2 separate regions of the Homo sapiens genome follow, and region 2 is linked to region 1. Evidence: chromatin loops called from intact Hi-C (ENCODE). Cell type or tissue: HepG2. All regions are shown on one strand.

Region 1 (8,000 bases):
TTAGAGGTACTCACTAACGGAAGGATTTCCAAGTCCCCCGAAGGCATTGCCACCAACTGCTGCTAGGCCTGTGAATGTAGACGGCCGATTAAAAGGCTCTGCAAACAAGATGGGGAAGAAGGAAATGGTCAGGGGCTCTGCTGGGAGAGGAACCCAGAGCTTCCTGGGAGCAGGGCGATGCGGGATCCCTGCCCTCTCTACGCCCCCACCTGGCCTGTCCCACTTTTCCTACCAGATGGTGTAAAAGGTTTTCATTACACTTGGATTTAGGCACTGGGTTAGCAAAATATTTCTGAGGACTCTTCTTCTACAACTGTGTATTTTGTATTACTCTTCCTTTGCCCAGTGGGGACACTACTCAAGCTAGGATGTACTAACTTGCCTTCCCGCCCAGTCTCGCCTCTGCCAGGAATGCACTCTGCAGATTCTAACAGAACAGAAAGGAGGTGGCATCTGAATCCATGATGAAACTCTGAGGGCGTGCCTATGATATGCCCTGATGTTGTGCAAGCCAATGCCTGAATCTGCCTGTACACTTGCAGATGGGATCGAATACACAAAGGCCACACAAAGCATGCACCTTTATTAGGAAGAGACTCATTTATCGGGGCAGTGAGATGTAGAATAACTCCTCTCCATAACGTCAGCTTGTGTTTCTTTCCGCTTCCTAGAGGTGACCTTTGCTATGGGGCAAGAGCTCACCATCTTCTTCCAATGGGCAGGAACAGGCTGTTGTAAACTCGGATTCCCTGAGATACCAAGGAATGGCTCTCACCCACTGCACCATGGGAAGTTCAGGCAGAACCACTGCCGAGCACAGCTCTACTACCGAAAGAATGCGGTGTAAGAGATGAAATCTGGAAGCTGGACGGGATGTACTGAAACTCCTAAGAGAGCACCATCTCCTGCCTAAATGGTAAGCAGGGTATCTGGGACTCCCACCAGCTTGCCCGGAGGTGCAGCGGGAGCATGGTAAACACAGCAGGGTTGCCTGAAGCACACATCTCAGTTCCCATTATTTTGGGCGACTCACCTAGGTGGGCAGCAGGGTTGAGGAAGTTGCTGTGATGAGGAGGTGGCCCAAAAGGGGTCCCAGTTGGGTGTGCAGCACCTGTTAAGTCAAACATAACGAAACCAGAGTTTACAAAAAGCCAACTTCGAAGATGCAACCGGCTTCTACTTGCTTAAGGGCCCCGTGAGAAAATATGTTCAAGGGAGGTCATGGCTGAAGTCCACCCAGGCCCCTGCAGGCAAGACACAGGGTAAAAGAAAATGTGTGTTTTTTTTTTTTTTTTTTTTTTTTTTTTTTTAGGAAGCAGAAAATCAATCATCCCTCTTTCTCTTTCCCAGCGTGGCTGGCCACCACCAAAAACAGGTATTTCTTTTTTAAGCCGATGACACACAGTATTACAAAGACAGAGATAACTGCCCTGGGTCATGGGAGGAGGGGAGGCTTTATAACCAAGTAAATTTGGAGAAATACTGGATTAAAAAAAGCTAAGCAAGTTTCTTTACTGAAGGGCTTCTTAGAGCCATTAATAAGCTTATTAATAAGCTTATAGGCTCCTTCGTTCTCTAAGAGGGGAACATTTCATCATGGAATCCACTCCTCATAGAGCATCTCGGAGGACCAAGTTTTCACTTTGAGAAACACTTCCAGAAACCCAGCCCGTTATCATCTCTGGCTCAGGAGGGGTGGTCCTGAAGCTGTGGTTCTTGGCTACGCTGCTCTGGGGACTTGCAGAATCCCTTCTCCTGAAGAGTATGTTAGTTCGCATGCACCCACATCGAAGGATACTATAAGACCCGACTCTATAAAACTCATTATTGTGAGCTCAATTAGGTTTTAGGAGATGAAGTCCTCTGATGTCTCTCAACTTTCAATGCCAGGAAAAGCTGGTTGATTCTTATGTTTTGGGGCACTGAAAATCTTATAACTGACTCTGACAGGTTTTTGCTTTGCCTGCCAGGGAACTCAGGTCTAATTTAGTGGTTTCCTTCAGTTGTCCCTTGATCCACATTTCCTCCTCTTCTCTGTATTTTGCCTAATGTGTACTTCTTGAAGATGCCTCTATTCCTGTTCCTGAAGGAAGCCAGGAAAGGAAGGAAGGAAGGAGACAGAGAAAGAGAGTGTGCAAATGTGAATTAGGGAAGGACATTTCTAAAGGCCTTAGGGCACCAAATGGGCTTGTTAATACGAGGCTACTTACTAGCTAAGGAGGCTAGCTTCCTGGAAGGCAGGCTTTGTCCTAGACGAGAGATTTGCCAGGGTCATCTGAAGAAGTCTCTAGTTTATATTCATGGGATTAGCACCCAATAGCAAGATGAAAATGGCTGGATTTCTTAAGTATGTACAAGTTATACACATCAGTTACAAGGTTCACCAAATAACTATTTTGGGCAGAATCCCATACTGCTTATGCTAAAGAAGGTTACATTCTAGAATGGAAGTATAAACAAGGCCTGGATAAAGAATTTACTAAAAACTGTTCCATAATCCTTTGCATTTTGTCTAAGTTCCTATAAACAAATATAAATTCCCTTAGGAAAATGGATTAAACGTAGGGGTTGTTGCTGTCTACACTCTGTTAACTCGATTTATGTTTTGGACTGCTGTTCCCTGGGCTGCAAAAGTCTTGTGGCCTGGGTTTGGAGAGGAAGCCACTCAGTACAGGAGGAACATCATCCCCGTCACAGTAGTTCGGAATTGGAAGACACCTGAGGAGTTATCTATTCAGCCCTGCATACTGGCTTATTTTCCACCTGGGAAGTGTAAAAATGATACCCCGCCTCCACCAAGTGAATATATTCCAGAATATTCATCAGGCCGTTAGCAGTGTTGTCAGCTAAATAAAATTTTGGCCACATACTGTCTGTGTAGTGCAAGCTAATTAATGCTTCAATGAAGACCAGAGCTTTGCTGAGCCCAGGGCCCCCAGGGGTGCCTTGCAGTTCCAGAATTATTGAAGCAAAAGAAGCCAATTCATCCACTTGGCTCAAATGGAAGCCAGAGAGAAATCTATTCTTTCCAAAAATTGCTCTTCATGTAGCCCTGTCTCAGAGCCTAGGTGCCATGGTAACAGAGCCTTCAAATATGTCCCCAGACAGCACTGACAGAGAAAAACCTGAGACCTTAGCAAATTCCATCTACCCTCCAGGGGGACGCACTTGCTTTGGTAGCTAAGGCCCATTATAATGATGATTTCTTGCAGTGTGGGTGCTTCTCTCTTCCTGAACAGAAGAGCCAGAGGTCCACCAACAGTGAGTCTTGGATAAAAGCCTGGGGTGGCAGCTGGCAGGATGGCTGTAAGACTTGTCTCGTAAGGATCAGAAATGGGGAGCCCCTTGACTGCTTACGTCCAGAAGAATAAATTCTACTTAGCATAGTGGGTATGAAGTTATTAGCAGAATGAGCTCAGTGCCATCATTTTTAAGTGTTAACTGAGCTGAGCTCTGTGTGCCAGAAATTACACTTAAAAAAGCTTTAGAGAAGACAGAATGACAAGAAACCCTTAATACCAAGAGGGCTGTTCTCATCCAGCACACACACAGTCCTTACAGCCGCTGTCTTTTGTTTGTACCTGGAGCAGGAATGAGCATAATCGTCACTCTCTACCTCACCCCTTCCACACGCACACTTGACAGTGTGTATTCTCAGAGGTTAAATGAATTACAGATCCGATGAGCAGGTCACTTGGGTGTTTACACCGTTTCCTAAATTTCTTCCACCGCTATAACCAACCAGGCAATAGTATTACGTTTTGTAGCAGAGAAAACCAGCAACCGAGTGGCCCAACCTCCCTATCACAGACCATACTCCTGGCAACTGCCTTAATCGCCTTTCTTTATCCTCAGGACTTTAAAACACGGCATGACTGAGCATCCCGGTGCAAAATTACAGTGCTCTGCGGGCACCGTATTAAGGGCGACCGCATCCTTCTATAATTCCTGGCATTGTTTCCTTCCGATCTGCCCTTGCAAGCCTTCAGATCTTTCTCAATAGCAACTGACATGCTTGTGAGTTATACTGGTTTAATATAGAAGCAAATAATGAACCGAAGCAATGTGAATCCCTGTAAGGGAAAGATGATCTCTGCCTCCTCCTTTAATGAAAGAGAGTGTATCAATGAAGATTCCCAACTCCCTGGATGTGCTGCGATGTTGCCTTGCAAGCTGGCATTAACTGTATTTTTGTAGGTGGTGACTGAGCGGCAGCTCAGAGCCCAAACCTCATTTATTTAGTTACCTGAGAACTACATTTCTCAGCTCTGTCCCCCCACCCAAACCCACACTCACCAGCGGCAGAGAACAAAGTTGAAGGCCGTGCCAGGTCATGGGGGTGGTGGATGGCTCCAAAAAGACTGGGGCCTGGAGGGCGGCTCAGGAACTCAGGTTTCAGTCCAAAGTCCAGCTTATGTGGGTCTGACTGCATCTGTTTCTACACAGCAAGGGGAACAGTAAGGGTCCCAAGGCCAACAGCAAGGAATAAAGGTGTTAGTGAAGAGCTGGAGCTGGAGACTGTGAACGGTGCACTTGGGTTCAAGTTTACAAACACTGTGAGAGAAAGCAGCTACACAAAAACCATTTCACCCTCAAATGTCAGATCTGCAGGCCGGTAGTGCCTGTTACACCAGAAATGTCTAGTGACAACACTAGTGTTTGGTCTGGTTTTTTTTTTTTTTTTTTTTGTGACGGAGTCTCCCTCACTCTGCTTTCCAGGCTGGAGTGCAGTGGTGGGATCTCGGCTCACTACAACCTCCACCTCCTGGGTTCAAATGCTTCTCCTGCCTCAGCCTCCCAAGTAGCTGGGATTACAGGTGCCTCCCAGAATGCTCAGTTAATTTTTGTATTTTTTGTCGATATGGGGTTTCACCATGTTGGCCAGGCTGGTCTCAAACTCCTGACCTCAAGTGATCCGCCCATCTCGGTCTCCCAAAGTGCTAGGATTACAGGTGTGAGCCACCGCACCCAGCTATGTTTGGTCTTCAAGGTTAATGGCTTGAGAAATAAAACCATATCCTATTTATGGAGACTGCCACCACTCCCAAAGTAGTTCAGTGTTTTGCTGTAAAGGCCCATTTTAGTAAGGTTTAAAATAATAGTGTCTTAAAGCTCATTTTATTAGGAATTCTGCATGAACAATCTGCTGTATAAATTAATTGTTTGTTTAATGACTCTTTGCCATACTCTAATAGCTCACAGTACATTAGTAACCAAAAGTTATGAAGAAATATTTGCATGTCTATAAGCTAACTTTCAAATGATCACTGTTATATAACAATAACAAAGAAAAACAAAGTAGGAGTATTAATTTAACTAACAGAGGCCCTTTCTCTTCCTACTACCTGTAATTACCTGAGGAAGGTTGGGGGAGGGCAGTGTCCATCCAGACAAGTAAACCATAATCCCAGCGCTTTGGGAGGCCAAGGCGGGCGGACTGCCTGAGCTCAGGAGTTGAAGGGCAGCCTGGGCAACATGGTGAAACCCTGTCTCTACTAAAATACAAAAGATCAGCCAGGCGTGGTGGTGCACGCCTGTCGTCCCAGCTACTGGGGAGGCTGAGGCACGAGAATTGCTTGAACCTAGGAGGCGGAGGTTGCTGTGACCGAGGCTGTCTCCAAAAAAAAAAAACAAACTCTTGTGTGAAGTCCTTATCATGGACAGAAATCACTCTGTTTTGTCTTATTTATCTATCCTCAGGCTAATCTTTCCGCCTACCATCCTCTTAGGCAGTAGAAATTGGGTCTTAATCTTCCTCTCAATCTTTTCCCCTGGCATCCTTCTCTAGGCTGGAGGCCCTTGCACCAGCATGGTTTCAAAGCTGCCCCACCTCCTTGTTTCTTGACAGCTTTCTCTTTGAACTGGCTTCACACTGCCTTGGATAAGCACTGCTCCCAAGGCATGGGGTCCTGGGACTTGAAGCTTCTAGTTGAATTTCCCTTGCTATGACCTCTTCCCCATCAGTCTCCTGGGTTTTCACTGCCCTTAGTACCTGCTTCTGACTTTCACTCTTTTTTTTTTTTTTTAAAGAGATGAGATAGATAGGGTCTCGCTCTTTTGCCCAGACTGAAATGCAGTGGCACAATCATAGTTCACTGCATCCTCTTGCCTTAGTCTCCTGAGTAGCTGGGACTACAGATCCATGTCACCATGCCCAGCTAATGTTTTTTCATTTTGGTAGAGACAGGTCTCTCTCTCTATGTTGCCCAGGCTGGTCTTGAACTCCTGGGCTCAAGCGATCCCAAAGTGCTTGCCTTGGCTTCCCAAAGTGCTTGGATTAGAGGAGTGAGCCATCGTGCCTGGCTACTCTTCTGATCTCCCGGACTCATCTGATGCTCTCAGCCCCTTTAGCCCCATTCTAGCCTCAGCTCAATCTCCCTCATGTCCTGAGGGATCCTTGCCCTGCTGTACAACAGCAAAGCCCCATGAGGGGGCATCTATATTGACAGAGCATGGCGTGAGGATCTGAGACAGGGAAGTCTGCTGTTCTCTTACTGCTGACGGCAACGTCCCACTCACCCATCACCCCTACTGAAAGCAAAAGCTACCCGTGCACCTCCAGCTGGAAATGACACCACCCATTAAGAGGGCACACACACTTTCCTCACTTTTTACACACAACTGATCCTCATTACTGAACTCTAAGCAACTAGACGCCAGGAAGGATGCATGCCCCCAGCCCGCCACAGTAAGGAACCTGCAGGCGTAGGCTCTTTCAATAAACACTGGGTGAACGACTAAAAGAATGCGTAAATGAACGTTACAGAGAGAGGGAAGATGTAATTTCTGCTCAAATCTACAGGGAATGCTATAATGAAAGTCCCAGTATCGAGTAATAGCCAAGCCTCAAAACCAAGCTTCTAATTCACTATGAATCTATAAAATTCTTTTGAATACCTCCTTTAATTTGGTGGCCAAATTATTTAGTGCTAATATTGCATGGTACATAGCACAGTTCCATTAACCACAACTTAGGGCCATGAAGCAAAATGGAGCTTGGGGATTACAAGCAGTTTGCTGAAAAGGGAAGATGAACGAAGTTATCTCATGTTCAAGAGGTCTTTCTAATTGAATTGGGATAATGAAAGTTTAAGTCACTGGGGACACTTTTATGGGAAAGAAGTTGCTAAAGTGGCACGTGCAACATCCCTCATCTCTTTTAACCAAAGAAGTTACAAGGAAGATGTGCTTTACCTACCGTTCCACTAACCACATCAACCAGAACAAAAACTGAATTGAACTAATCATCAAAATCTAGTTAGCTCTTCAAAGCACACACATTTTCTAAGATAGACCACAAGGCTTCCAATTAAACTTCCCCTAACAATAAAGTACAAATGAGCCAAACTCACTGATGGCATGTTATAAGAAAGAGCAGGTATCTGACAACCAAAGCAAAATATCTTAGTGACCTCATTTACTGAGGTTTGCATCTTAAAACTTTTAACCGGGTTTTTATTTTTTACTCTTTTTTTTTTTTTAGAGATGAGATCTTGCTATGTTGCCCAGGCTGGACTCAAACTCCCAGGCTCAAGGGGTTCTCCTGCCTCAGCCTCTAGAGTGACTGGAACTTGGGTTGTTTTATTTTAAAAATCACGTAACCCTTTTAAAAACATGTCTCTTCTGTGATGAAGAGCTCTATCTATCTCCTGGCTCATTGGTCTCCTGTATTTCTTTCATGAGAACTCCCAAATGCTGTTAGGACTAAAAGCTTGTTCATGAAGAAATGGATTAAGTGAAGCTTATTGGAGTTACTTGATTGCTTGTTTGCTCCCATTTTTGCAGGCATCGTAACATAGCCTATAAATACCCAGACTGTAAAATACAGACTTGTCAGTTACTTTGTTCCCTAAGCCAAGCGCTGATGCTGTATCCAGGGACTTGCAGAAGTTCTTGATCTCTCCCCTACTGAGTCATAAAGGCTCTAGCAGAACATGGAATATGTTCATCCCTATGATGAAAATATAGACAAAAAGGAAAAATCGTCTTTGGACAGCGAG
Region 2 (8,000 bases), 47 kb after region 1:
TCAGCATTTTGGGAGGCCAAGGTGGGAAGATCGCTTGAGGCCAGGAGTTTGAGAGGGGCCTGGGCAACATAATATGATCTCATCTCTACAAAAAAAAAAAAAAAAGGAAAAAAAGGCAACATTAGTGGGGTGTGGTATTGAGCACTGTAGTCCAAGCTACTCGGGAGACCGAGGCAGGAGGATTGCTTGAGCCCAGGAGTTCAAGACCAGCCTGGGCAACATGGTGAGACCCTGTCTCTTCAAAACATAAAAAACATTAGCCAGGCATAGTGGTGCACACCTATGGTCCCACCTAACCAGGAGGCTGAAGCAGGAGGATTGTTTGAACCCTAGAGGTAGAGGCTGCAAGTGAGCTATGACAGCAACACCGTGCTCCAGCCTGGGCAACAGAGCAAGACCCTGTCTCTCTCTCAAAAAAAAAAAAAAAAAAAAAAAAAAAAAAAAAAGGCCTCAAAACCTCGTGGACATCACCAGAATACAGAAAGTTAAGTTAAAACCTTCTGAGTAGATGTGTTGTCTACAAAGTGGGGGATGGGAGGGTTTTGAATATGCTCTATACTCCATGTGCCATAAAATGAGGAAAAGACATTTGAAACCAGGTTAATTTCCTTGTATTTGAACTATGTATATCCAGTGTGTTAAGGACTTAAGTGACTAGAAAAACCACATGATTAACTTTCAACATCCTCCTTTCCAATAGAGAAAAATGTGATCAAGAACATGTAACACTCACGTGGTCCCCTCTCTTCCCTGGACTGTCACCGCTCCTCCGGGATTGGGGCACAGGAGCCTTGCGCCATGCATTAAAGATCCCCCAGCAGTATGGGCCTTGGCAGCTCACAGTGGAGCTCACAGCCTCTGCTTCTGCAGAGGGACTGACACTGGTTCTCTTCATGCCCACCACGTACCTCACAGCTAGCAATGATATAAAAGCAACTCTCAAAAGAGCAACTCCATTCACCAGCTCCTCAGGCACAACACACAACTTTATACACATTTGTCATATGTCCAAAAAGTAAAAAAAAAAAAAACAAAAAACTTGTTCCAACTTTTTGCTCCAAGAGAAAAAAAAAAGCTAGTTAATCTAAGTGCTTCAGGAAGCCTTAATAGCCTTTTCATCTGCTCCAGCAGCAACGCCCATTTCTCTGGCCAATTGGAGAGAATCAACTCAGGAGTTACAGGTTCTAGCACCAGGAGAAAACCGCAGTGAGAACGGGTCATTTGTTTGGAGAGACTGCCACTCCCAGCATTTTTGCATGTTTACAACTTGACTGACTTGGAAGACTTCATTTCCTAATACTAAGGAAAGTTTGCAGAAGGGCCCATGAAGTATCAAAGCCTCCTAACTGCACTGTGAGACGCAGGAAAACCCGGCCATACCTCCTCATGTCAGTTTTCAGCTTTATGGACTTTATCTGACAAAAAGTTGGTTTCAGAATGTCTTCCGTACAAGCCTTCAAATAGAGGGCTTTGTAAATTCCCAAAGCCAAAATTTTAAAATCTAATTATTTGTATATTAAAATGCTTCTCTTTATTGCTAATTGGCTGCAACATAATAATTAGTCTGCATTATATTTTACTGCTAATCACAACCTCAATAAAATGGGCAATGATGTGTTTCCATTTTCAAGGTTACCTATGAAGCCCAAGGGCTCTAAAATAGGTCAGGACTTCTCTTCACCCCCCTGGCTCCTCCTCCTCTCTGGATTTTAGGTTATTTCAATATCCTGTGTACTCTCTGATAATAAAGAAAGTAATGACAGAGCTGTAAAGAAAAATGCATGTCAGTCCACTCTGGAAACTATTTAGTAACTGTGGTCCGTGAGTTTAAGGAAAGGGGAAACCAACACATTTCGGTAAAATTAGGTTGGAGAGGGGCTTGTGAATTTCAAATACCTATGACACAATAGTCTCTTCCTCCTAAAATCACAGACATTAAATAAGAACTGGATAAAATCGGTTAAGATATTTCTATCTTGCACTACAAATAACAGAGCAAACTGGGTTTCAAAAATAAATTCCTTCTGACTGGCAATCAGAAACGTGAGGTTCTCTTCCATTTTGATTCTATGGACTGTGGAATTTACAGATGTTACAGCGGTGGGGAAATCTAATGTTCCCGCCCTTTGGCACACGGTGGTGCTTGAGCCACATAATGGGAAGGGGCAGGCTGATGCCCATGGTCTCTGCTCTAGGGCTGGACCCATGGAAAATGTAACCAGAACACTCCAGCCCACCTGGGATCATTAATTAGCCTGCATGCACTACCCAAATCTGTCTACTTTCACTTTCTAGGTCCCTGCTTTTTCCATTTCTTACTGCTTATCAGGGTCTCCACCAGATGTGCATTAAAGAAGTAAAAGGAAAATAAATCTTTTCTCCTTGTAAGCAGTTATGAGTAACGTTTTAGTCACTTGAGAGTAAAACTTTTGACTAATGGGGAGACTGTTATGAGGGAAATGATCCCTTCTGTTGTTAACCTAGCTGGAACCACGGAAAGTGATCAGGAATGCCGGTGATTTACAAGGAGGATGAAGGGGTGGGGAAGTCACTCACTGGGAGCAGGACAGCCTATTTCTGACTCCATTGCACAATCCGTCTACGCTATGTCTGGATCCTTCTAACAGGCAGAGATGCACTTTGTGGCAACAATACTTTCCTAAGTGTATGAAACAGAAAACAAAACTCTGATAAGCCGGCGTTAGGAATGCAGTGAACAGCACTGTTGTTCCTCATTCCCCTAACAGTTGGGCATTTTCCACTAGTGTTCTCTTCTCCAGGAACTGAGTCTTTCAGCTAATCACCCCAATCTATCAGAAGAAATCCCTCTTTGGATGGATGAACATTCAACTAATTTATGCATTAAAAAACACAAATCTGCCACTTTTAAAAGTAGGAATAGACGTACCTTAAAGCATGCATATTATAAATACATTTCTCTTGAATTACTCCAACCACATCACAGATCTTGGAAAACAAGTAACAAAAATATCTACACCTGACCCCCTAAACCAACTGGCAATAAAGCATGCCAGTCATTTCACCTTTTTTCTTCAATCCACATTTTATATCACTTGGTAGTAAAAGTATTTTTCCATACTGACATCTACTTTTCATAATGTCCATTTCTAGAGGAGTGATTGATATGATCTATTGATTTTTCTGCTGGCTTTTTTTTTTGTAATACATATTTAACTCTTCAGTTCAATTGAATTTATTCCGGTGTAAGATGAAGACCTAACTATCTGATGAATAATCTTGCCTTTCATTCCCCTTTGATTTGTGAAGGCTTTTTTATCATATATTAAATTTTTATGTGAAAATGGGATTTGTTTTGGGGTAGTTTGTCACTTTATGGTCTATTAACAGTGTTATGATATTCTAATTGTTATAGTTATACACACACACACGTATAATAAAATAGATATACTATTACTTCCTCCTCCTATGTAGATTTTCAAATCCAAACTCCATTTTATCCATCCCCACTGTCAATCAAATAAGGATTTTGATTGCAACTGATCTAAACTTCCAAATTAATTTGGATAAACTTCAATACCTAGCCTCCCAAACTAAGAACTTGCCATTTCTGAAGTCTCTTGTCCCTCCAAGATTTGTAGTTCCGTTCATCTAGGTCACATAAATCTTCCTCGGGGGAATGGAACATTGCCTGTCTGTTAATGCTCTATTTTCTTTTTCCCTCTTAACAAGCATTCTAATAACACAGTATTCTCTCACTCCTGGGCACTCTATCCTCCAAATGGAGGATTTCAGGAAACATTAAAGCACCACAGTAGAGCCAACACATGCTTCAGTTCCAGGGAAAGTCATTTAGGCTACCGATGCATTCCCTGACACAGGGAATGAGGAAGACAGGGTGATGCACCCGCATTCACTTGATTCGGAAGAAAACTCTCCTCGCGGTCCTTAAAGTCAAAGGCTAATGCATTCTTCGGAACATCCGCATCACCCCCGTGAGGGTCAGGGTTAGGCAAACCCAGCCTTGACTCTAGAAGCCACCCGTCCTCCCTCCCAGCTCTTCTCCTCTGGACGTGCTCCTGAATGACTGTTGTAACTTCAAAAAGGAAATACAGGAAGAAAATTCTGAACAAACCAACTGAATTTGCCATGTCGTTTTGACATCCTTTCACAAGTCGATTTCATTTTGTTTGTTTCTTGATTTCAGAAAGGTCGAAGTGAGGCAAAGGGAACCAAACACATCTCCCAGCCTTGGGGGACAACCCATTTCAGCTCTCCTTTGGTAAGGTTTTATTCTAAAAGAGGACACTTACCCTAAGAATTAGCTGTGTTCTCCCACCTGAGAGACAGGCTGTGAGAATATGAAATGAACAGAATTGACGGCCATTTCCTATTGGGTATTAAGGTCTTATAAAATGAGAACGCTGTCCTACTAATGAGAAGCTAGACTTCTTTTTTTTTTTTCCTCCTCCAGATTTATATTTATCTTGACCTTGGGTTGAAAGCTTATAATTATCTCTCTTGCTACCTAAAAGTACCCAAACCTTCTTTCACCTTCAACACTGCTATACTGAATTTCAGTTTTGATAACTATTAGGCATGAAAGCAGGCCTTCTAATGTCTCATAACAACCTCTTTAGGAAGATGTTGCTTCCATTTTTAAAAAAGGCAGGGATAATGATAAACAGTTTAAGAATCTTACAAAGGCAATAAAATGACTTAGGGCAGATATCACACAACAGCTGACATTAACTAGGGGACTTCTGCATTTATTATATGGCTTTATTTTCTATTTCTGGAAACTCTGACTAATCTATTCAGTGCCCAACATTTCCAGTGAGCAGATAAGATGCCAGATAACTACACTACCATACATACCTCACCCTGCCAGCCCCCACAAGCACGCCAAACCATATGTCCCGCCAAACCTCATTCTGGGACAGATTTTTAACTGAGAGAAAAAGGGGGGAGGGGACAATGTATCCCCATACTAATATTTATCAAGGTTTTCTTCTTTTTTCTTTTTTTTTTGAGATAGACTCTCACTCTGTCTCCCAGGCTGGAGTGCAGTGGCGCGATCTTGGCTCACTGCAAGCTCCACTTCCCAGGTTCATGCCATTCTCCTGCCTCAGCCCCCCGAGTAGCTGGGACTACAGGCACCGGCCACCATGCCCAGCTAATTTTTTTGTATTTTTACTAGAGACGGGGTTTCACTGTGTTAGCCAGGATGGTCTTGATCTCCTGACCTCGTGATCCGCCCGCCTCGGCCTCCCAAAGTGCTGGGATTACAGGCGTGAGCCACCACACCCGACCAGGGTTTTCATGGTATCTGGACAAACGAGTACAACGTGAAGCCTGGCGCATGCAGCGGGCTGTCGGGAGGCTTGAGTATGAGAATCAAGGCCCTTGCTCTCAGCTCTGTCCCATGTTGCCGGGGTTCAAAGGGATTCTGAAAAATAAAAGGAAACTCAGCCACCAAGAGACTGTAGGGTGCCTTCCATCCAAAACATCAAAGATGCTTAATGATTTTATTAACAAAGTATATCAAAAATAGCCTGGATTTATGTGATAAAACTAATGTAGAGGCCAGGCGTGGTGGCTCACGCCTGTAATCCCAGCACTTTTGGAGGCCGAAGCAGGAGGATTACTTGAGGTCAGGAGTTTGAGACCAGCCTGGTCAACATGGTGAAACCCTGTCTCTACTAAAAATGCAAAAATTATCAGGGTGTGGTGGCGGGCGCCTGTAGTTCCAGCTACTTGGGAGGCTGAAGCAGGAGAATCACTTGAACCCTGGAGGCGGAGGTTGCAGTGTGCCGAGACCACCCCACTGTACTCTAGCCTGGGTGACAGAGTGAGACTCCGTCTCAAAAAAACCCAAAAAACTAACGTAGAAAAATGTTACAACTGCATAATCTAGATGTGGGGGTAGGGGGGTGGTGAGAGTACAGGTGGGAGTGGAAGAGGTGGGAATAAAGCTGTTCACTGTACAATGATCTTCACTTTTCTGTATGTTTGAAATTTTTCATACAAAATTGTTAGGGGAAAATAATCTAGACAATTGGCATCTTCGATTTTGTACAGCATTTGTCCTGCAGCAGTGAGGGTTTCTAAGTTTCCATAAAATGCTCTGTTTATGCAATAGAACTATTCCATGACTCTGAGTGATGTAAACTGTGGTTATTAAACACCACTAGCTCTAAGTCTCCAAGAGTCCTGAGAAGCATCCCATTTAAGATACCCTTAAGCTGCTATTATCTCTGCAGATAGAGATTTTCCTCCATCCCCTTCCTTGAAGAATTAAGTGCTCAGGAGCCTAACTTTTTTATATACTTCGGTGCTGTCTCAGATCATTAAAAATCTAGGGTGTAAATGTTTACTATTCTTGAATGGTGTATAAACCAATTCCTACCAAATGCACAATACTGAGTTTTATTAACAAACTGATTAGGAAGCACAGCCCTGTGGAAATAGCATAAGATGCAAAATCAGAGAAGACAGGTGTGAGCTTTGGTGAGGGGCCACCTCCTAAACCACAGTTCCTCTGTGGACAAAATGGAGATCACATGTGCCACATCTACCTCAAGTGTGTGTTATGAGGCCAGATAACTACAATAAACAAGAAAATGCTTTAAAAAACTGCAATGCATAATGTACTTCAGTACGATTACCAATTTACTTTGCACCTGTTTGCAAAAGTAATACACGCTTTTTTCTTATCCTAAAGCAGAATTGCTAGAATTGAGAGAGTTTGGAATCTGGTGATGTATAAGATGACAAATTGTTAAAGGGAAAGCTGGGCCTGCCTGGGCCAACTCATCAGGAAGAAGATTAAGTGGGTTCAATGAGAGCCAGGCGGGAACAGGAAGAGTCAAAACGATAAGGAGAATTCATGCTGGATGCACCCCCACAACCCCCACCACCGCAATGTTTCTGTCAGGGGAGACAGACAGGGGTCTTGACAAATAGCACTGCTAGGAAGGAAAGGACCTGGCCCTGTGATGTCTGCAGGTCAACCCAGGAACCTCGGATACTGAGACCCACTTCTCTGTCTCTTTCTCAACAGGTAGACTGGTCCATCCCTATCTCCTTCACCCCCTCTTCTCTAGGGAAGTGCTCAGGACATGGAAGCCTCTTCTCCATGTGAGGAATCCTAAAGGGCAGATGGGTCAGATGAGACCTGCTAGAAATTCTGATGCACGAACCAATCTAAGTATTAGTTACTATGCTAACCTAAGCACTATTCTAAGTATTTGCTATGAGGAAAAATAAATATATTTAATAATAAAGAAACAAGAAAACACTTTGAAAGCTGTAATGCATAATACACTTTAGTATGATTATTAATCACATGTTTAGGAAATACCCTTATAGACATTAATTTTTTCACTCAGATGCAACACCCGACACTAGACAAGATCCTATACTGGAGGGGAAAAGTAATGCCGTAAAGGACATTTTGTCACCTGGAATCTGAAGAGCTGATTAGATAAAGGCATCACATCAGTGAAAAATTTATTGCAATTGGTAGCTGTACTGTGGTTATGAAAGACATTACCCTTATTCCTCGGAAATACTCAGTGAATTACTTAGACATAAAAGGTTATGATATATATCTTACCTTCAAGTGGTTCAGAAAAAAATTGTCTATTTGTGCGGGGGGGATGGCGGAGGGGAAGGGGAGGAAGAAACGGAAATAGAAACCAAATGGAGCAACAAATTAAGAGTTAGATCTGGGTAAAGGAGACTGGGCGCGGTGGCTCATGCCTGTAATCCCAGCACTCTGGGAGGCCGAGGTGGGTGGATCACAAGGTCAGGAGATCGAGACCATCCTGGCTAACATGGTGAAACCCCGTCTCTACTAAAAATATAAAAAATTAGCCGGGCATGGTGGCGGGCACCTGTAGTACCAGCTACTCAGGAGGCTGAGGCAGGAGAATGGCATGAACCCGGGAGGCAGAGCTTGCAGTGAGCCGAGATTGCACCACTGCACTCCAGCCTGGGCAACAGAGCGAGACTCTGTC

Evidence for each region. Hi-C counts contacts between places; a loop is a spot of excess contacts. Peaks named below come from ENCODE experiments on the same cell type or tissue, not always from the same donor. Only the 100,000 strongest peaks of a DNase experiment are listed, where the experiment ranks them.
Region 2: it touches region 1 in a loop (4-fold over the local background); 5 of 110 quality-filtered maps call a loop at or near these places.

Annotation. Positions count from the first base shown.
Region 1 is chr7:70,778,053-70,786,052 of GRCh38, reverse strand. AUTS2 (activator of transcription and developmental regulator AUTS2) reads right to left here. Exons shown (of 19, transcript NM_015570.4): 15 at 4,297-4,438; 16 at 1,034-1,111; 17 at 15-98. Among named protein-coding and RNA genes, the nearest start is that of GALNT17, 350 kb to the left of the region's middle. In HepG2, no CTCF peak of the experiment used is centred here; a DNase peak (open chromatin) is centred at 4,412.
Region 2 is chr7:70,731,450-70,739,449 of GRCh38, reverse strand. All of the region lies in intron 6 of AUTS2 (activator of transcription and developmental regulator AUTS2), which reads right to left. LOC105375347 (a long non-coding RNA gene) reads right to left here and starts at 411. Exons shown (of 2, transcript XR_927653.4): 1 at 1-411. RefSeq lists a silencer at 2,604-2,713. In HepG2, no CTCF peak of the experiment used is centred here; no DNase peak of the experiment used is centred here.